2 separate regions of the Homo sapiens genome follow, and region 1 is linked to region 2. A link is a loop called in an ENCODE intact Hi-C map of the cell type or tissue named here. Cell type or tissue: gastrocnemius medialis. All regions are shown on one strand. Each heading gives the region's core, and the rest is flanking DNA. Links, peaks and the distances in the headings are about the cores only.

Region 1 (11,722 bases), core at 4,527-8,526, 86 kb before region 2:
TAGCTTGCCCAAAGTGCAATTGTTTGGATGTACACATTTAACATCCGGGGAGAGAAAAAAAGCATTGTCGTAATTCAAACCCAGTATGTCTGACTATACAAAGCCCATGTCAGAGTTCATGGGCTTTGTATAGTCAAACATACTGGCTTTAAATTATGACTCATCATTTCTTTGTCCTATGACTTTGAGAATGTTATTTAATGTCCTGAGCTTGAGTTTTTCTTGTGAAATGGAGATGGCCTTCTTACTGTGTTGAGAAGTACTAAATTAAATGAAAACTGTTATCTGTAAAGTGTCTAGCATAGTGCCTGACATACAGCAAGTGCTCAGTTAGTGGCAGTTACTGTTACAAGGATTGATCAGTCCCAATTTTTAAGTCAGGAGATGAGTCTATTTAGGGTGTGCCACTGGAGCTGTGGCCTAGGGCATATCATGTAATTCTCCAGGCCTGCTTTCATTTGCAAAATGAGGGAATTAGACTAGGTAATCTCTTGTTCTTTTCCAGTTCTATAATCTTGTGATTCTTTGACATGGTTTCCAGTATTGAAAATATTCGTAGTAAGATAAAGTGGAGAAATTATGTGGCTGGTTTTAACATGTTTGTAAAACTTTTCCTAAAATAGTTACTTGACTTTCCTCTCTCTCTCCCCCTCCCAATATAATAAAATGTTATAGTAATTTCTATCCTCAGAATTAAAACTATCTCCATCTGTTGTAGAAAGATTACAAAATGTCATTCGAATATAGTCTTATTTTTAAAATTTATTTTAAAATTGATTGCTACTTACTTTGACTTAGGCTGTGTACATACCTATTTTTTCTCTTCAATCCTTTGTATCACGGACAAATCTTGTATGTGTCAGGAAGGGGTCAGTTCAAAGCAGGCTGTAAGTATGACAATATCTTCTTTTTACCTCAATCACTGTATTCTAATCCTTTAACTTGATTTTTATGATCTTTCTCTGCTTTTCTCTGATAATGAGCTTTCTTTGTCTAAGCCAAGCATAGTTGTCTAAATTTTAACTATACTAGGTTATGTGATAAATATAGACATTTTACTAGTGTTATTATTGATTAAAAGGGACAAGCTTGTGAGCTTAAAAAAAAAGCAAGTTTTAGGCAGGGATATAGTGATACTTAAACTGAAAGCTATGGAGGAGTATGGTTAGGGCACATCTTAATTTTGATTTTATATCGTTGATTATATCATCAATAGTGTTGCCTAGCTGTTCTTTTTTTGCATTTTCAAGAGAGAGGTTGTTTTTGCACAAAGCCAGGTGGTCTCTAAAATGGATAGAATTAGTTACATTGACAAAACTTAAATAATTCTGAGATTCATAAACTCACTGCCTAGTATTTTATCTTGGTAAGTAGAATCTGTTTTCAGGTCATTAAATTTTTCCTGAAACAACCTACCGATAAGAGATGGTTCTTGAATTTTGTATTCCAACATATTAATAGTAAAAGAAATTTAAACATGATTCATTTTCGTGAGAATATTTTCTGAAATTGTGACTTTTGATGCTTTCTAATTTGTGATTTCGTTGTCCTCAGAACAGGACAAGTTTTAGTTGCTTGTTGATTAATATGTGTATTCATTCTCGGTCTTAACATTTGCATTTCTTTGAACAAATTAATTGTGCTCTTATCCTCCCAACCCCTTACTCCCACCACAGTTATTTTGAATTTAGGGAGTTATCTTTCTCATTAATAAGAAAGTATAATGTTGTGAGCTACAGGGAGCTGGACAAGTAAGGTCTCTTAGAGCCCTTTAATTCCATAATGTCCTTGATCTGATGAAGCTGCTCGGTAAATCTCTTCACAATTTCCATGACCAAGCCATCTGCCTGCATTAAAATAAATCAAATCTGCTTACTCCTTCAGTGTCTAACAAATATTCTATAAACTGATGATGATGAAGACCATGAACACAAAAATAATTTGCAGTCTTCAGCACTTCCTTTTGAGTTCTCAGCTCAGATTCTCTTGACATAGTGGGGGTCGGCATGTTAGCTTTTTCTTCGACTTGAGTGGAGAGTAGTGAAGTCCATTCTCCTAGTCCTTTTCATTGTATTTATCCCAACTGTGGCAAGTGAACTAATTCATGTTCATGTTTAGGTTAAACTTCACAAAACTTTACTTTTTCTTCTACTTCATGTATGTTAATTAGACAAATGCACTTAGATGTATCTAATTTTATATGTGGCAGTTTACATATGTGTAAACTGGGTGTGGGGGGTGCGTACATGTGCATATGTGTTTTTAAATCTCTGGCAGGCTGATTTTGTATCTGGTTCAGGCTTCTGATATTGTCCAGACTTTAGGAACTATGTCAATTGTAGCAGCACTATGCTGTAAAAGTGCATGATCCCATAGTCCATTTGTAGGCAAAAATAGTTATTTTTTTTAACATCTTGAAAAGCATTGAATTTTTGGAGTTATTTCATCTTCGTGATCTTCTTACTATCCTTTCTTTCCTCACCACATTTTTTTTTTTTTTTTTTTTTTTTTTTTTTTTGAGACGGAGTCTCGCTCTGTCGCCCAGGCTGGAGTGCAGTGGTGCGATCTTGGCTCACTGCAACCTCCGCCTCCCAGATTCAAGCAATTCTCCTTGCCTCAGCCTTCCGAGTAGCTGGGATTACAGGCATCAGCCACAACGCCTGGCTGATTTATGTATTTTTAGTAGAGACAGGGTTTCGCCATGTTGGCCAGGCTGGTCTCATACTCCTGACATCAGGTGATCCTCCTGCCTCAACCTCCCAAAGTGCGGGGGTTACAGGCATGAGCCACCGTGCTCAGCCAAAGACATTTTTTTTTTTCTAGTTTTGGCCTACAATGAATAATGCTGCTGCAAATGTTCTTGTGTGTGTCTTTTGATGCATATCAGAATGCATTTCTGTTGGGTATATCCCTATGAAACAAATTGCATATATTTAACTTTAGTAGGTATGGCCCATTTTCTGAAGTGGCTGTGCTGATCTTTCTCCCACTAGCAGTGTATGAGAGTTTCATTTCCTTTACATCCTTGTCAGTGAACACTAGGTATTGTCAATCTATTTTATTACTTCAGCCATTCTGATAGGTGCATAATGGCATCTCATTGTGTCTGTGTGTGTATGTATGTAGGTGTTTTGTACTTCCCTGATTACTAATGAGGTTACGCACCTTTTCCCCTTTTTACTAGCATTTAGGTATTGTCTTTTACAAATTTTCTATTCAAGTCATTTGCCAGTTCTTAAAACAACTTTATTGAGATATAATTCACAAACCATATGGTTCACCCGTTTAAAGTATACAGTCCAATCATTTTTGGTATTTTACATTATTTTAAAAATTGTGGTAAAATATATATAACATAACATTTACCATTTTAACCATTTTAAGTATATGATTTGGTGGCATTAAGTACATTCACAGTGTTGTGCAGCTATCACCGCTATTTCCAACACTTTTACATTACCCTAAACAAAATCTATAACTATTAGGCAATACCTCCCCGTTTCCACTTAACCCCTGGTAACCTCTAATCTACTTCTTATCTCTATAAATTTACCTATTCCAGATACCTCATATAAGTAGAATTATACAAAATTTATCCTTTGTGTCTGGCTTATTTCACTTAGCATAATGTTTTTTCAAGGTTCATTCATGTTGTAGCATATACCAGAACTTCATTTCTTTTTATTGCTGAATAATTTTTCATTGTATGAGTATACCACATTTTATATGCTCCTCTGTTGACGGATACTTGGGCTTCTTGCCAGTTTTTAAAATTAAGGAGTCCATGTCCCCTCCCACTCCCTTGGTTTCAGTGGGTTTAAAAAACATGTTTGTGGAAGTACTGGCACATTATTGTTTATATGTGTTGTAAAATCTCTTACTCTATGACTTGCTTTTTTACTTTCTCACTTTGATGTCTTTTAAAGAACAGAAGTTCTTAATTGATTCATTTAAGCAATTTTTTTCTCTTTTACTAGCATTTTTTGTGTCTTGACTATAAATTTTTTGCCTTTCTCAATGTCATAAAGATATTTCCTGGTATCTTCTGTAAGCTATACTGTTTTACCTTTCATATTTCAACCTACAGCCCATCTAGAATTCATTGTCTTGTGTGCAATGAGAGTCGGGGGTAAGGACAAAAATTTATTTTTTTGTGATGGCTGGCTTATTTATTTTTAGCCTTTTTAGGTAGATAAGATGTGGTCTTACACTTTGTTATGGTCTTACACTTTGTTTTACCTATAGAGTCTAGTACAGTGCCTACATATGGTGAGTGATCAATAAACTCTTATTAATAAATAAGTCATGAAGACTCATCTCCCAAAAGACACATATGGTCCCAAACAGAATTCTATATATGAATGCTATATAAGCATTATTTTTTCCTCCTTTTGTTGTCTTTTTCCTCTTCCTCTGTTGTCACCATCATCTTTATCACTGTCATATCCTTTTACTTCATTAACATAATCTTCATCATCTGGAGTTGAGGTTAAGTTTTTTAATCTCATGATACTAATTTTTCTATTATATAGTAATTTGTTTTAAAATAATCATTTTAGTTTTAAATGACTTTTTACATTGTTGAATCCTTTGCATCGTATAACCACTGCCTACATTTGTATTGTATAAGGGATTTTAACCTGTGGCCAAAAGATGGTTTTTGGGAGGTCACAGAAATTTTATTCCAAATTCAGTGTCATATGCCTTGATATTTTTCTTTTCCCTAGGGAGAGTGTCTCGTCAACTTTTAAAAATATGTTATTTCATTTTCTAACAAACTGTTGAGAACCTATGCTATATACACCACTGTGAGTTATAAAGAGATGTTCAATATGATATCTGGTCTTAAGTAACTTTATACTTACATAACTACAGTTGGAATTATAACTGTAGTTACAGTTTGGAGATGTATGTGAATCAGAAAATAAGTAATTGTGGAATACTTACTGTCAGGATTGTGTGGGGAAGCAGAAGTATAGATATATCATAGTTAAAATGTCATGTGGAGGAAGATATAGCCAGATAGTTAATAAACTTGTGTATTGCCTGCCTGGTATTTATCCCAGCCAGTGAGGCATGGCACATTTGATTCTTATGTATTCAATAGTTTGTAAGGAGAAAAGGAACAACTGAGGGTTTATTATGCTTCAGGCGTCTGAGGATAGAAGGATGACAAATGTGTATGATCCAGTCTTCAAGTTTAGACTAAACTAACATGATTTGCTCTAAAAGACAAACATAACTTAGCTCATTATGGTGTAATGTGTTACATTCGTGGAGTGAGTGAAGTGTTATTTCCTGCTCAATTCTCATTCTTGTTCTCACCAAGCCATTTGATTTTCCCTGGTAGTATGTGTTCTTTGGAGTGTGGTTCTTTGGAGTCTGTATGCTGTGCAGCTGTGCATGAGTGTGTAAGAGTGATGACATCGAGGCAGTGGCAGAAAACAGGTGGAGTCTGAGGCAGTGCTCCTGGTTACTCAGGACTTCCTGAAGTGTATGAGAGACCTAGTAGTGTCTGTGTGTCCTTGTGAGGGGATTGATAGAGGCCTATGTTATAATGTAGAGGTCTGTGCAGGGATTTCAAGATCAGCATCTTCCTCTGTTTGGGCCGTAGTAACACAATACAATAGACTAGGTGGCTTATAAACAACAGAAATTTATTTCTCACAGTTTTAGAGGCTGGGGAGTCTAAGCCTGCAGATTTAGTGTCTAGCAAGAGCTTGCTTCCTGGCATATGAACAGCTATCTTCTTGTGGTGTCCTCACATGGTGGAAGGGGCAAAGAGCTCCCTGGGGCTTCTTTTATAATGGCATAAATCTCATTTGTGAGAGCTCCACCATCACGACCTAATCATCTCCCAAAGACTCTGCCTTCAGATATCACCACTTTGGGTTTCAGGTTTCAACATAGGAATTTTGTGGGGTATACAAACATTCAGTCTATAGCAATCAGAGACAAATGGCCAGGGTCACAGTACAGGGGTGGGAACCTGCACACACCCACCACTGTTCCTGTTCAATAACAGCAACAATGGAAAGAATACCCTCACGGAGGAGCATTTATATTTTACTGGTTACCAGTCTGGCCTAGTCTGTCAAGATATTCTCCAGCAGAGGCAGGTAAAGAAACCAGAGAACTTGGTGTGGCTATAGGGGCAACTCTTTCCTTCTCTGGCTGGGGGTAATTTGAGCACTCTCTCCTTCATGCAGGAAGATACTGTCTTGAAGTAAAGCAGGACAAGGGGAAAGAAATCTGAAAGACCAAGAGTTTCTCTGAGCTGTTGAAAAGAGAAATCTAGAGGTTTCTTAGGCTGTGCAAATTCTTGGATCTGCCTGAAATAACTAAATTCAGTCCAATCTAATCATCTTCCTGACCCCTGCCACCCATCTAGTATGGGAGTGAGTTGGGGGTGTGTGTGAGTGAGAAGTGGTAAGATAAGATCAGTTTGAGAGAAAATAGACTCTGTTTCTTTGCATATGCCTATTTATTAACAAAGGAATGTAAATGTACTTATTGCTGTCCTTTTGATAAAATTTGCTGTGGATGTATGGCTAATCCCACAGAATCAAGGATCCTTATCTGGCCAGATGCACCAATTTTGACCTCTGTCCTAGTTTTTAACTTAAGCTGATATACCAACAGGGCAGCAAATATATAAGCAGTTGCAAGAACTGCACTGCAATGGTTTATTGAATCTCAATAAATGATACTTTCTTTTAAGAAAACCCTCTTTATTCGCTTCATCACTTGAAGTGCTTTTTAAAAATACTTGGATTTGGCAGGCTTTTTCTGATACTGAGGTGCTCACAGTAAACTGAATGTGGTTAAACAGCTTGGAACACTGGAGTTGAATAGTTTCTGGGCACATGTGCCAAAGGATGGCAAGCCAAGTCATCCAGCCTTCAGTGCCAGCTCTGATGAGCTTCAGTTCTGCTGCTGCCAGCACTTCTGCATGCCTCTCTGAGTCTCACACATTTCTTCTTTTAGTGTCACAAGTGTCCAGTCTGGATGTCAAATTTTCATTAAGGGCATAGCTGTCATTATTGGGTAACCACCATGTGCCATGTATTGCCTAGACATTTTATGTATGTTTATTCATTAATCATTAAGCCCGTGAGATAGATGAGTATTAGTCCTATTTCCAAGTGAAGAAATAGATGTTTCAGTTGTAGAGCAGAATGAATTCCAGTACCTATAGTTAAGAGCCTGGAATATTAAGTAAGATAATAGGTAAACATAATATGTAACATGTAAAAATAATAAAGTGCCTAATACTGTGTCAGGCTTAAGTGATCAGTAAGTGGATTACATTTTCTCTTATAAGCTGTATTTACCTTTGTGGTGATTTTGTCTGCATTCTAGGGCCTAACTAGAGAATTTGGGAAACATTTATAGGAGTTATGAGCAAATCTTATAACAGACCTTTAGAACCCTAAACATTAGAAACTTAAGCACTATGAAGCTCCAAACAGTAAACTGTAAAGTATAGGTGAGCAGGTAACACAGTTCTGAGTTTTTTATCCTCAAGAGGACTTCTCTCTCTTTCTCACTCATTTACCTCTATCTCTGCCTTGCTGATGCCTTATTTATTTGTTTGGTGTGCCTATTGAGTAATAAAGCACTAGCTATGAGAGTTTACAATTTTAATTTGTATCAAATAAATGTGTTATCAAATTCAAAGGGGAATTATTAAAAATCCTGTTTTAGAGATTACCAGTCAATAAGAAATTGTGCTCGACTCTTGGGTTAGACAGTGTAGGTGATAGGAAAGAGGTATAAAACTCAGTTCTTACCAACATGGAGAAACCCCATCTCTACTAAAAATACAAAATTAGTTGGGCATGGTGGCGCATACCTGTAATCCCAGGTACTAGGGAGGCTGAGGCAGGAGAACCGCCTGAACCCAGGAGGCAGAGGTTGCAGTGAGCCGAGATCACACCATTGCACTCCAGCCTGGGCAACAAGAGTGAAACTCTGTCTCAAAAAAAAAAAAAAAAAAAAAAAGTAAAACAAACAAAAAACTCAGTTCTTGCCTCCACTGAGTTTATAATTTTAGAGGAGAAAAGGGAAAAAAAAATTTTGAATGCCTAACTAGTCTTTCAGTGTGCATCATATAATTAATTTTTACCACAACCTGGCATTGTTTTCATTTTATAAACAAGAAAAATGATCAGAAAGATTAAATAAGATCACATGGCTCAATTCCTTTGGTTTCCAAAACTCATCTTCCTGGTTTAAGAAACAGAGAAGAGGAAAATACAGTTACAGTTGGGAGCTGCATGATGATGTTTTGGTTAACAATGGACCACACATACAATGACTGTGGTCCTATAAGATTATAACACCGTATATTCTCTGTACCTTTTCTGTGTTAAATATGTTTAGATACACATATTTACCATCATGTTATAATTGCCTACTCTATTCAGTACAGTGATATGCTCTACAGGTTTGTAGTGTAGATGCTCCACCATATAGTTCAGATGTGTAGTAGGCTGTATACCATCTAGTTTTGTGTAAGTACACTCAATGATGTTCACACAATGATGAAATCACCAATGATACATTTCTCAGAAGGTATCCCTGTCATTAAGTGAAACGTGACTGTATTTCACCTTCCAATTTCGCTTACTCTTCTTTTTTCTGGGCTTGGAAAATAATGCTTATGCTTTAGTACCCAGCTTGGATATCACCTCCCAAGTGAAGTTGGCCCCATAGTTGGCTTTTTTTTTTTTTTTTTTGTCCTGCGTCCATTTAACTTTGCTCATGCTTTAGCCCATATCTGTTTACTGTAATTTATGTACTTATCTATTTGTTTAATCTTCTTCCTTTCTTAGCCAGTGCTTAATACATGTTTATTTCATAAACAATACATGATAATTGTATTGTCAGGTTAGAAGTACAACCAGAGTCAGACACTTTATGGAACAGGTAGGAACTATAAGTGAGTCTTGCAGGATCTGAGTGGGATTTAGACTAGCACAGAGGTGGCCTGGTACACAAGACTGGGGAGGGAGGAGGGTGGGAGATAATGTTAGAAATAGTCGTGTGGAAAGGAGCGTTGCTAGTTCCTGTTAGGAAGTAACGTGGGTTAAATTTGGATGCCACGTTTATCATTTCAGCTCTTTGAAAACTGCCCCTAATGATATGTCTTTTCTTTTGTTTCCTCAAAATTAATTATCCTTTGGTAGCTATGGTAACTCATTTGAAGCTCTGTTATGCATATAATCTGTACACATTGAACTATTTGCTTCAGCATTCTAAATATTTTCTTGCATAGTCAATAATCCTATATTTACAATGTTCTCTTCCTTCTGGTGAAAATTGGCTTTTCCTCTTAGATTTCTAAAGATTTTTTTTAAAAGAATTAGGAATGACAGCATGAATAATAAATTACCATAAATGACCATCATCTTTGTCATTCATGTTCATGCTGTTATTTGCTGGAATCGACATATTTCTGGGCAGTTTTTACTTTGAGAACCTTTGAACACATGCCATATGCCACCTGGCTTCCCCAGCTTCCCAGCTCCCAGGACCCTTACAGCCTCGCTCCTGGGGGCTGCCACACCTCTCTCCCTTCTTTTCTGTGCCCCACAGCCCAGTGTGACACCCTTTGTGCCTCCTTCCTGGCTCTGGCCCAGCCAGTTACACCTTTGTGTTTGTGGCTGTTCTTTTCCCATGCTGCCTCTTACTCAATCCCTAACCTTCCTAGCTCAGCCTTTCTGCCTGGTCTACTCAGACTGGCTTTCTCTTTATGTCCTCCCTCACTCTTTCAGATGAGTTTTGCACCTGCACCCCCATTCAGTGGTTAGACTAGATGGTTCATGTTTTCTTCTGGTTGGTCAGAGTATTGTTTAACCTTTGAATCGTTTTTCTCTCATGGAAAGTGGGACAGGTAATGCCTACCCGCACCAAGTGGCTAGACTAGATGAAGTGATGGACGTCAGGCACCAGGTGCTTAGTGAATAGGAGTTTCTAACTTTTCCTTTCCCCCAGCTCTTAACATTATAAAACAGTTTTTTTTTTTTTAGCATTTATTCATATTTGGTAAATATTTATCTAGTGCCTGCTTTGTGTTAGGCTATGTTCTAGGTACTGAAGATATAGCAGAGGCAAAAATAGACTAAAGACATTTGTAACAACATCTAAGGCAGCAAAAAATGAGATAGTACTAAATTGTTTTTTCTCAAGTTCCTGCCTCTTAAAATGTTTACTTACCTCTAAAATAGAGGCATGTGAAGAATAGCATGATACAGAAAAAATATTATGTTAGGTACTTAGGTGTCCTTAAGTCGTGGTAAATATACCTTTTAAAGCTTTTATAACCTTTCAGTTTAGTTCGTGTCCTCCAGGTTTATAACGGATTCCTTAGTGAAGTGACAGGGTTGTAGTGGGTTGGAGGGTCTCTGTCTCTGACACCCCTGCAGTTAATTGCGTTAAATAAGGTAGATCTTGCACAAGCATTGTTTTCATTTCTAAATAAATGCTAAGAGCAGTAACGAAACTTTAATAATTTTGTCTGAAACAATCATTGGCCAATGTTTCCTATACCACAGTGCCTTACAGAGGGAAGGTATTTAGGAAAGATGTGTGGACCCAGCAAATGCTTATTTCCGGAGATAGTTTTATACTTCCGTTTTGGGGGCTTTATCAACAATTACATGTGATGTTTGTTTGCAGTAATAAACATCATCCTAGATAATGTCTGTCTCTTATTTGTATACTTCAGAAAAGTAAAATTGTTCTGTTTGAACTGTTTATTTTAAAAATACTTCCAAGTTGTTTTAGTACTGCTAAAAAGACATTTAGCATACTGTATATGACTCATACACTTTTTAGATACATAAAAAGGTGTATAGGTATTTACTGATTTGCTTCTGAAGGTTTAATGTTGATAATTCCAAGCCAGAAGGTGAAGATTTCTTCCGCTTACAGTGGCTTCCTTGTGAAATTTTATGTAGCTGTCATACAGCCCTGGAATTGTAGATCTGGAAGATACTTTCAGTCTTCTGGGTTCTCCTCTATACTCAACTCTTTCCTCCTGCTTCTATCCTTGCATGTCATTTAATAAAAAAATCTAGAGAGGTAAAGTGATCTTTTTAAAACCACACAGCATGTAAGTGGCAAAGTTTAGGCCAGAATCCATGTTGATGCTCCTTCCAATAACATGAGTGAAATAATAAAACTAAGCAATATTTCAGTTACTTTTTCTGTCTTATTCAAACTAATTTTAACTTCTTTAGGGTCAAAAATCATCTCTTCTTGGGGCCTTTCTGTCTCTGTCTTTCCATCTCAATAAAATACTACACAAGAAAAATGTGTATGTCCCATGAATGTACACAGATATATTTATGCACTATGTATAAATAGTATATGTGCTTGTGTAATTGTGGCAGGGTTGTTTAGGTACAATGGGGATGTTGTGTGATAGAGTAAAATATGTATTGGATACATTGCCTGTAGCTACCTTTTTATGCCTCTGTCATGCCATTGTATTCCAGACTGGGTAAGATGTAACAGAAGAAAATACTCAAATTTCATTTCAGAATCTGCAGCAGCTGGAGTGAACGTCAAACAGATGGGCTTTTCCACCCTGATTATCCTAACTTCCTAAATTTAGAAATACATGCTTTAAAAAAATGTAAATTACCCGAGGGGGTGGTGTAGCACATGCCAGGCAGTGCTAACGAGTGCAAATAGATGTCATCTGCTGACTTAG
Region 2 (11,722 bases), core at 6,854-10,853:
CAAGCCATTTCCATGATTCTGTGAGCTTCCCAACATACCTTTTTCTAAAAAAACATTTTTTTAAAGTATAACTTACATACAATAAAATCCCTCTGTCTAGGTATATAGTTTGCTATGTTTTGACAAATGTCTCGTCTTGTGTTCACTACCATAACCGTGATGTACACTATTTCTGTAACTCCAAGGACTTCCCTTATGCCCTATGTAGTATTCTCTGCCAAACTTTAACCCTCAGTCCCAGCTCCAGCATCTGGCAACTGCTGCTTTGTTTTCTGCCTGTATAGTTTTGCTTTCTCCGTAGATTTTTTTTTAATGGATACATGCAGTATATAGCCATTTGTTTCTGGATTATTTCACTTAGCACAATAGCTTTAACATTTAGTCATTTTGCATATATCAGAAGTTTGAGGTTTTTTTTGTTCATAAGTAATATTTCATTAAATGGCTGTGTCACAATTGTTTTATCCATTTGCAAGTTGATGGGCATTTGAGTTGTGTCTGGTATTTTGGCTATTACAAATAAAGATGCAGTGAACATTTGCATATAGGTTTTTCTGTAGATCTGTATCTTTACTTGTCTTGCATAAATATCTAGAATTGGAATTGCTAGATTGTATAGTTAAGTGTACATTTAATTCTGTAATAAAATATGAAAATGTTTCCAAATGACTGTACTACATTTCATTTCCTTCAGAAATGTATGAGAGTTAGTTGTTCTACATTCTCGTCAACACTTAGCATTGTCGTGTTAATATAATATATTCTAGTTGATGTTTTGTATTATCTCAATGTGGTTTTAAGTTCCCTGTTGACTAATGAAGTGGAGCATCGTTTCAGGATGTTATTACTCATTTGTATACTTTCTATGCATAGTGAAGTGTCTGTTCAAATCTTTTGTGCATTTAAAAAATTGGACTGTTTGTTTTGTTGAATTTTAAGAGTTTTTAGATATTATAAATACAAGAACTTGTGTTTTGAAAATATTTTTTCCCAACCTATGGCTTGTATTTTTATTTTCTTAATAGTGTCTTTTGAAGACAAGAAACTTACCTTGTTTTATTATTGTTTTATTATCAAAACAATAATTTTGATGAGGTCTTACCCATTTTTAAGTGGTTAATGCATTTTGTATCCTATTCCAGAAGGCTTTTTCTAACCCAGAGTCATAGAGAATTTCTCCTGTGTTTTCTTCCAGAAGTTTTATAGTTTTATTGATATGTTTAAATTTTTTATCTATTTTGAGTTAATTTTTATATAAAGTATTAAATAAGGGTAGAGGTGTTTTTTTTTTTTTTTTTGGCATATGGAGATTATTTTTTCCCCCAGTGCAGTTTTTCAAAAAGAGTAAACTTTTCCCCCTGAATGGCTTTGACAACTTTGTTGGAAATCAATTGCCCATTTATGTATGAATCAATTTTTGGACTCTCTATATGTCCTTATTCCAATGCTACTTTATCTATATTACTTTATAACTTACTTTTTTTCTTGAAAATTATTCTATTCTAATATTCACTTTTGTACATACATTTCAGGAGCAATTTGTCTATACAAAACAGCTCACTGAAAATTTGATTTGGGTTCTATTAAATCTAAAGATAAATTTGGGTTGACTTGACCTCCTAACAGTATTGAGTCTTTTGACTAATGGTCACAGTTTGTCTCTCCAGGCAGTAAAGTCTTTAAATTTCTCTCAGGAAAATTTTGTAATTTTCATTGCACAGATCTTACAGATATTTTCTGAAGGTTATCCCTAAGTATTTCATGTTTTGGATGCTATTATAAGTGGTATCATTTTAAAATTTTAATTTCCAAATATTCATTGCTACTGTATAGAAAAATCGTTGCTATTTGTATATTAGCCTTGATTTCTGAAACCTTGCTAAACTCATTTATTAGAATTAGTTGGTTTTTTGTAGACTTGTAAGAATTTTTAATGTAGATGTGTTATCTGCAAATAAATACAGTTTTACTTTGAAATTTTCAATCTATATGTCTTTTAATTCTTATTCTTGCCTTATTGCAGTGACTACAATCTGCATGTTAAATAGAAGTGGCAAGAGCAGACATCTCTCCTTGTTCCTTACTGTAGGAGGAAAATCTTTTACCATTAAATTTGTTAGCTGTTTGAATTATTGGTACTGATAATATCTCTTTGTTCTTCTTTTAATGTCTGTAGGATCTGTAATTATGTCTCTTCTTTCATATCTGAATTGATAATTTGTGACTTTTCTCTTTATTCTTTGTCAGTCTGGTTAGAGATTTATAAATTTTATTGACCTCAGATAACTAAATTTTGATTTTATTGATTTACCCTGTTGTTTTTCTGTCTTTATTGAATTCTACTCTGTCTTGATACTTTGCTTCTGTATGCCTGCATTTGATTTAATTTAAATTAATTTTTAAAAAGTTTCTTAAGGTGGAAACTTAGGTCATTGATTATAAACCTTTCTTCTTTTCTAATATGCACATTTAGATGCTGCTGTTACTTTTCTCTAAGTAATGCTTTGGTTGCTTCCCCATAAATTTTGATAAGTTGTGTTTTCATACTCACATAATTAAAAATATTTTCTAATCTTCCTTGTGATTTCTTCTTTGACCTGTGAATTATTTAGAAGTGATTTTTTTTTTTTTGAGACGGAGTCTTGCTCTGTCACCCAGGCTAGAGTGCAGTGGCACGATCTTGGCTCACTGCAACCTTTGCCTCCTGGGTTCAAGCAATTCTCCTACCTCAGCCTCCCAAGTAGCTGGGACTACAGGCATATGCCACCATACCCGGCTAATTTTTATATTTTTAGTAGAGATGGGGTTTCGCCATGTTGGCCAGGCTGGTCTTGAACTCCTGACCTCAGGTGATCCACCTGCCTTGGCGTCCCAAAGTGCTGGGATTACAGGCTTGAGCCACCACACCTGGCCCGAAGTGATTTAAAAAAAAAAATACATGATGGTTTTCTAGATTTCTTCCTATTGAGTTTAGTTTAACTCATGTTCTTTGTATAACTTTAATTATTTAAAAATTTCTGAAGTTCATTTTATAGTCCAGAATATGTTCTGCCTTATTGGATGTTCCATGTCTACTTTAAAATAATATATATTCTATGGTGTTAGGTAGAACATCCTAAAGTTTTCATTTATGTTAAGTTCATTGTTCAGGTCTTCTGTGTTTTTACTGTTTTTGTCTGTTCTATAAGTTAATGATTGAGACGTGTTGCAGTCACCAACCATAATTGCAGGTTTTTCACTTTTTCTCCTTTTAATTCTGTCAGTGTTTCCTTCTTGTACTTTGAAGCTCTGTTGTGAGGTGCATACACAGGACTGTTAGGTTCTTGATGAGTCAGCACGCCGTTTTATCATTATGTAATATCCCTCTCTATGCCTGTTTTAGTTATTTGACTCTTCTTTCTTCACATGCTACTGCTTTCCCAAACTCTTTGCTTTCCCAAACTATATTATCTTATAAGTTACCTCATAATTAGGTGTCCAGCCTCTCCTTGGTGAAATGCTGATTTCTGGTACAATCACTTGTAGCCAGGATGTAAATAAGATCCTATGTCATAAACCATAGTGACTCATGTTCAAGGAATTGCTTCTTTCTCCTTTCTCTGAAGTCAGTTTTGAGTGTGGTAGCAATCATAGTAGCATGTCCATCATAACACTGCAAAGCCTGGTTCTGCTTTTGTGCCTTGGTTCTTTATGGCTAATTATAATCACATTACTTGCTTAGTTTTAAATAAGGGGTTGCAAACATAAATGCCCACAGGAGTCAGACAGGTAACATGATGGAGTAAAGTGGGTTATATCGTGGAATAACAGGAAGTGGGTGGGGATCCTGGCAGTGTGGAAAGCTCCTGCTTTGTCTAAAGGGGCAGCACTAATCAATGGCCATGCGAAATGCAGGCCTGGTGTTACTAAATGCCCCCCAAAAGGGGATTCCTAAATGGAGTAGAATACGTAAGCTGATAGCCAGATATGAAGTCAGGAGGAAGTGATAATAGGAAACTTGCTGAAGAGAATTCTGATAAAGTTCACACCAAGTTTTTGGAGATACTGCTGAGTTAATGCTACCCACGTAATATATATGCCATGACATGTAGGAATCAAGTAAGCATGTATACACACACATATGTATATACACATATGCATATGTACACACACACACACACACACATTTTATATATATATATATGAGAGAGAGAGAGAGATATCTTTTGGAAAGTGACAAAGAGGAGTGATAATCTAAAGAGTGTGCATTAGTTCAGTATAAGGCATGCTCTTTGCCCTTGGGATGGTCTCTGAGCAATGTTTGTGGTTGAAGGGGAGAAGTCAATGAGAAAGCACTGAAATTATATCTAAAGGGAAACTGTAGTACCATAGAAATAGAATACAATTACATATTACAGCCAGACTATTACATGTTACATAGACTGTGTAATGAATGTTTAATGCTTCAGCCAGAAAATGAAGATATATAATTTTATGGTAGCTTGCCGTTGTACACCAACCATAAAATATATTGTGATATGGCATAAAATGAAGTAGAAGCTTGGCAGTGATCCTGTAAATTGATTAATGTAGATGACCAATATGTAATAGAGCCATCTATATTGATAAATTAGTCAGCTATTACTCTTCATTTCACTTAGCACTGAGTAGATGGCCAAAATATAATTGAATTTCAGCTAACACAAACTTTTTTTTTTAGTTGAGATGGCAGTTTGTAAAAAGATTATATGGTAAGTATAAAGGTAGATTATTTCATCTAATTAAAATTTGGTTAAAATATGAAGGGAGAATGATTTGTTTAAAAAACTACTACAACACTAGAGAATTGTGGTATTCCTTAGTTTCCTTCAGAAAACAAGGAGGATAGTGTACAATTTTTATTTTTTGAACTCATGTCAGTCTGATAAACTATAAAACTTAATTTGATAGGTTATATAAATTTGTATTACATGTATTTATGTGAGAAATACTTGTGAGATCATATGGGATGATATAAACTAATAAGCATTTTGTGACCACTGATATTGACATTTTAGGCAGAAGGATAACATAGGCCTCCCAAAGTGCCATAAAGGTCTTTTTGATGCTTTGCTGATTATATTCCCAGAGGGAAGTGTTCTGGCAGTTGGGCTAATCCTGAAACATGAGCACTTGCTTCATAGTCATCAGAGAACACTGTTGTGAAATCTCCATTGGATTGCTTGGGCCAGTCCCCATTGTGAACATCCAACGTTCAATCTCTGATGAGTTTGCAGGGGGGATTTCATGTCATTTGACTCTAGTAGTAGGCAGATCACAGTAAAATGTCCATTGTCTGTTCTCTTGGCTGTGTAGTGTGGATGGTACCTCCTAGGATTTTTAAAGATTCTTTGTTGCCAGCTTCATTTCCCCTAACATGTACCAAGAGGTTTGAAATAATGTGAATGCCTTTCTGCTTTAAATCTTGGGAAACAGGAGTCTAAAGAAAGATTATAGACAACTGTATTTATGACTTTAACTCCTCAGAGGAAATATGACCATGCACTTTATATCCTTTTTATGTAATTGCTGAGAGTCATTCAGAATTCATGGAGTTGACTGAAGTGAAAGTACAAAGAAAAGATTCAAGTGCAAAATGCTGTCACTTTGGCTCTTAAATTATGCATTTTACATGTAAATATTGCAAATTGTAAGATGTTTTAAATTTTTTTTTTTTTTTTTGAGATGAAATCTCACTTTGTCGCCCAGGTTGGATTGCAGTAGTGCAATCTTGGCTCACTGCAACTTCTACCTCCCAGGTTAAAGCGACTCTCCTGCCTCAGCCTCCCAAGTAGCTGGGACTACAGGCACCTGCCACCACGCCTGGCTAATTTTTGTATTTTTGGTAGAGATGGAGTTTCACCATGTTGGCCAGGCTGGTCTCGAACTCCCGACCTCAAGTGATCTGCCTGCCTCAGCCTCCCAAAGTGCTGGGATTACAAGTGTGAGCCACTGCACCCAGCCTAAGTGGATTTTTAACCTAATATTTAGCATTCAAGTTTAAATTCTTGCCTAGAATTTCAAACATGGAAATATCCTTTAAGAGGAAATAGAGTTTTTGGTTTTTTTAATAGGATAGAAAAAATTTTAGCATCAAAAATGCAAAAAAACACCCATTTCCCTCCTTCTTACTCTAAGAAACTTTTTATTACTCTAAGAAACTTTTTATTACACATAGTTCTATCAATATACTAAAGAGGAACCATGAGACACATTCACAGAGTAACTTAATTTCGTCTTCTGCATACCTTTAAATTCATTCATGAGTCAGTTCTTTCCCTAGATGAGAACTAAAGCAGGTTATACAACTTTTCTGATCACTTTGAATTTAAAAAATGAAACAGAATAAGAAAATCTTAATTTATATACAGAATTATAAGTATGACTCCCTGATGGCCAGTGAGATACCCTCTAGGAGTCTAGATATCCGGCTTCAACTTTCCTCTACTGAGGTCCCATCAGCGAGCCCTCTTGTTAGGCCTAAGAAGACCCTGCACCAGCTTTCATGTGTGTTCACCTCCAAGGTGGGAATAGAGCGAGTGAGTCTTTTAGTGTACCGCAGCCCTAATTTAAAAGTTCTCTCCACAAAGCCTCTTTACAGACTTTCACCCCTGACTCATTTATTCCCTTTGTGTAGTCCTCAAAGTTATATAACCAATTTTCAGCCATCTTCCTTGTGCAAATTCTTCAGGGCAGTTTGTCTTAAAAGTCTCTTTTGGCATCTGATATATATATGTACACACACACATATACATACGTATATGTATATACGTATGTATATGTGTGTGTGTATGTGTGTGTGTGTGTGTGTGTATATATCTCAGGGTGTATATACATGTATATATATATATATCTCAGGGTGTATATACATATATATATATATATATGTATATACACCCTGATATTTCCTCAGGGTGTGTGTATATATTTATATATATATACATATATATATGTATATACACCCTGATATTTCATGTGGAAATTGAAGTAATTGGATTAGATCAATTTAGCAACATGTATGTATTGAGTTCCCATGGTGTGCTTTCTTAGACCATACAGTATACTAATGAGGATTTGTTATATAATCGCAAGGTATGATTAAAAGCTTGGTGGTGTTCTGACACTACTTTGTGAGACTCTGACCTAGACTGAGAGGTCAGGGCTTTTCTTGTGAGAAGGTATCACTTGAGCTATTGTAAATGATGAGTAGGTTACTAAGTAAAGAAGCTGGGGTTTATGAGTAGGTTACTAAGTAAAGAAGTTGAGGTTTGGAACAAAGCAAACCAGACAGAGGAAAGACAGAAAACAGAGCAAAGACTCAGATTCCAGGAGTCAAGAGAAATTTAGTTGGTAAAATGTGCCAGATTTGATCATGGATTGGGTTTGGGAGATGATGACAGAGTTGACTTGAAGGTCTCTAAATGTCTGGCTTGCCCAGCTTGGCCCTGTTCGAGCCATTCACAACCATAGGGAACATCAGGAAGGAGCCAGAGTATATTTGGGAGGTGGGCATGCAAAGGAATAGTTTGATCTTGGACAAGCACACTTTTGAGGTGCCTTTGAGGTAGCCACATGGTGAAGTCTAGGAGGCAATTGGATATAAGAGGAGAGGTTTTGAGTAGAGATATAAATTTGAAAGCCATTAGCATTTATATGAGAATTGAATTCATGATGGTAAGTGAAATTCTGTAGGGAGATAGTTTAGAATAAGGCATCAAGGCAGTACTTTCAGAAATACCAACATTCAGTATCCATGTGGAAAAGGGTAAAACAGCAAGAGGAAGTGAGAAGTGTCCAGAGAGTTGGGAGGAAAACCAGAAGTGAATTATATTAACATCACTGAAGCTAAGGGAAAGGTGTGTTTTAAGGAAGAGGGAAGGGTCATCTCTGTCAGATGTTTACCAGAGTCCAAGAATGATTACAAGTGTCATACAGCCACAAGGAGGTATCTGGGAAGCCTAGGGAAAATTGTTTTTAAGAAATGATTGGGGCAGAAGTAGATTGAAGACTATGGAGCAGGAATAGATTCTGTGGAGAGACTATAGAGAGTGCTTTCAAAAAGATTAACGTGAAGTATCAGAGAGCTAGGGCCTCCCTGGTGAGGACTGTGGGGTGTAGGGAAGTAGGAATTTTGTTTTCAGTTTAAATACTTGAGGATGTTTAAATGCTATCAGGAAGTCTCCAGTGCAGAGAAAGGGGTTGAAGTTATGGGAGGGGGAAGTCTATGATAAGGTCACTAAGGGGGCCAAGCAGATGGTATTTGAAGCTCACGTACAGGGTTGGTCCTAGATAAACTCCTCTAAACTGACAGGAGAGAGGGAGATGAGGGTGAGGCGGACTGAAACTGATTCGCAGATTGAGAAGCAGGAAGTAGAAGGAGTTTCTAACTCCTTTACGTAAAAGTCCATTCTAGTTTTAAAGTTTGTCATCATATAATATTGTAGTGATAATAATAACAGCAAACACATATGGAATGATTTCTGTGTGTTGAGTTATGTGTAGTAGTAAGTGTGTGTTCCTTATAGACTAACCGCCTGGGTTTGAAGCCAGACCTTACCACTTCCTAGCTTTGCGACTGTGCGACCTTGAGCTGTATTTTTAATTCTCTGTTTTTCTATTCTTCTGTAAAATGAAAATAATGTCAGTAAGTACCTTATAGGATTAAATGAGTTTGTGTATACATATGTGTGTGTGTGTGTATATATATATATATATATAAAAAATACATGTTATATGTAGAGAGAGCTTAATGTGGACTTGGTGTAGTCAGTGTGACCTAAATATTAGCTAGCAATAGTAGTGGTGGTGGTAGTCATCCTCAGCGTCTGGTACTGCCCTCATCATACCCCTTGTATGATGTGATGATAATATTTAGCTCTGTTTTACAGATGAAGCAACAGACTCAGAGATTAAGTTACTTGTTTGGGGACATGCAGCTAAATAGATGAAAGTACCACATTTTAAACCCGATTTGTACAGTTTCAAACCTACACCTTTGCAAGTTCTGAAAGCAGCTCATCTAGAATATTTCTTCTTCAGATATTTCAGAATGTGAGATTTTAGGATTGACCTTATGTAAAAACATGAAGTAAGTGAAGTTGGCCTTTCACAACTTCTGCTGCCCCAGAGGCTTGCTCTGTGCCAACCGTCCTGTTGCCTTCCTGGCTTCCAGCCCTGTCCCACACAGCTCCTTGTCCTCTGCTCACCCTGTTGCGGTTGCTTTCTCTTTCTCTTTCATTCTTAGTTCATATTGGTCATTTTAAAAAATTTGTATCAAAGATTGTTTGAGTTAAGCTTGAAATTAGTGAATTGCTGGTGGAGGGTACTTACAATCCCGTGTAGTTTAAGTTGGCATTATATTTCCTTTACCTCTTCCTTGAAGTATTGTCTCAAGAAGGCAGTGATGGAGGTTCGGCACCAGTTTGGCTTCCACACTTATTCTTAAAAACATCTCTATCAGCATTTATTTTAAATTTATCATATCACTATAACAAATACATTCTCTAACCCATTTCTACCTTATGAGGTAGCTCATTCTGTTCATTGCCTGCTCCATGATCAAGTAACCTTCCCTTTCTGTCACTAATTGTTGAGGTTCTTTCAACTTCTTTTTTAAAATTTAGAGACTTCCCCTAATGTTATTTATCTTAGAAACTTTTCCTGATGTCATCAAATGCTTTATGTTCTATCACAGACAGTTTATGAAACATTTTATTCTGCAAATTTAACTCCTGAGAACATCATCAGACTATACGTGAAGAACATGACGTTCTGTACAGGGAAGGTGTTATGCATGTTTATTTTTTAAACTAATTGTAATCATAACAGTATGTTATTCTGTTACTTTTTTGAGAGAATTGAGATACTATCACTTCAAAGTAAAACAGTTTGAGATACTGTCATAGACTGAATGTATTTTTCATGATCTAAAATAACTTCTTTGTAGGGTCTCCATGGCCTATTTTGATCTACTGTTATTTCCATACTGTTTCATCATCCCAGGGAGGAGCCTTTGCAGAAGAGAAAACAGTTATTTTGACTTCCCATGAGTTGGCTCTGGTGAATCAGTTTTCTTTTTTAGAATTTTAAGTGTTGTTGACATATAATTTATATTCCATAAAATTACTCCTTTGAAGTATAAAATTCAGTGACTTTTGGCCAGGTGCGGTGGCTCACGCCTGTAATCCCACCACTTTGGGAGGCCAAGGTGGCCAGATCACGAGGTCAGGAGATCGAGATCACCCTGGCTAACACGGTGAAACCCCGTCTCTACTAAAAATACAAAAAAATTAGCTGGGCATGGTGGCGGGCGCCTGTAGTCCCATCTACTTGGGAGGCTGAGGCAGGAGAATGGCATGAACCTGGGAGGCAGAGCTTGCAGTGAGCCAAGATTGTGCCACTGCACTCCAGCCTGGCAACAGAGCGAGACTGTCTCAAAAAAAAAAAAAAAATCAGTGACTTTTAAGCTTGCAGAGTTGTACAACCATCACAGGAACCTAGTTTTCCATCACTAAAAAGTCCCAGTAAGTCTATTTACAAGTCCCTATGCCTGTGTATCCCCGGGTGGTACTAATCTATTTTCTGTCTCTATAGATTTGCCTTTTCTAGACATTTTATATGTGTGGAATGCAGTGTTTTGCATCTGGCTTCTTTGAGAAATATGTTTTGGGAGGCTCGTGCATGTTGTAAGATGTATCAGTACTTTGATGGTTTTTGTTTCTGAACAGTATTCTGTTGTATGGATAGATCACATTTTGTTTGTCCATTCACCAGTTGATGGATATTTGTATTATTTCCTTTTCAGGACATGATATAAATAATGCTGTTATGAACATTCATGGACAAGTCGTTGTGTGGACATACATTTTCATTTTACTTGAGTAGATTCCTAGTAAACGAAATTGCTGACTACTTGTATGTTACGATGATTTAGGTTTATGAACATTTTCTGTTGATTTTTATTTAGGTCTGTGATCATTTTCTGTTGATTTTATATTCAGAATATTTAATTTTTGGCATATTACTATCAAATTATCCCAGCACCATTTGTTGAAAAGACTATTTTTGCCCCATGTAGTTGTCTTGTACCTTTATTGAGAAGCATTTGACCATAAATATAAAGATTTATTTCAGTACTCTCAACCCTGTGACATTTATCTATATGTCTATCCTTAAAAAGCTAGTACCATACTGTCCTACTACAGCTATATAGCAAGTTTTAAAATTGGGTAGTGTGAATTCTTCATCTTTGTTCTTATTTTTCAGTATTCTTTTGGCTATTCTAGTTCTTTGTCTTTCTATATTTTTTAGAATTTGTCAACATTTGCAAAAAGACTACTGGGATTTTGACTGGGCTAGCTCTGAATCTATAGATCAATTTAGGGACAATTGGCATCTTAAGATTGACTCTCCCAGTTCATGAACGTTACATATCTCTGCATTTATTTAGTCTTACTGATTTCTTTTATTAGCATTGTATACTCTTCTTGTATGGGTGCTGTACATATTTTGTTAGATTTATGTGATTTGTTAGATTTATATGTAAGCATTTAATTTTGCAGTGTGCTTATGTAACAACACTTTGAAAATTCAGTTTATTTTTAATCTTTCATCAAACCCCATCAGTTGAATTCATCTGTGTCGTATTTGAATCTGGCCACATATCAGATAGCATCTTCCAAAAGATAGTAAAGAGCTTCTAATA

Evidence for each region. Peaks named below come from ENCODE experiments on the same cell type or tissue, not always from the same donor. Only the 100,000 strongest peaks of a DNase experiment are listed, where the experiment ranks them.
Region 1: it touches region 2 in a loop (3-fold over the local background); 1 of 110 quality-filtered maps calls a loop at or near these places.

Annotation. Positions count from the first base shown.
Region 1 is chr3:119,014,059-119,025,780 of GRCh38, reverse strand. The region is part of intron 1 of IGSF11 (immunoglobulin superfamily member 11); the gene reads left to right. Among named protein-coding and RNA genes, the nearest start is that of IGSF11, 15 kb to the left of the region's middle. RefSeq lists silencers at 92-292, 332-532. In gastrocnemius medialis, for the core only: no CTCF peak of the experiment used is centred there; a DNase peak (open chromatin) is centred at 6,913; H3K27ac peaks cover 853 bases.
Region 2 is chr3:118,930,485-118,942,206 of GRCh38, reverse strand. The region is part of intron 1 of IGSF11 (immunoglobulin superfamily member 11); the gene reads left to right. Among named protein-coding and RNA genes, the nearest start is that of IGSF11-AS1, 6.7 kb to the left of the region's middle. In gastrocnemius medialis, for the core only: no CTCF peak of the experiment used is centred there; DNase peaks (open chromatin) are centred at 8,846 and 9,186; H3K4me3 peaks cover 1,127 bases; H3K27ac peaks cover 3,710 bases.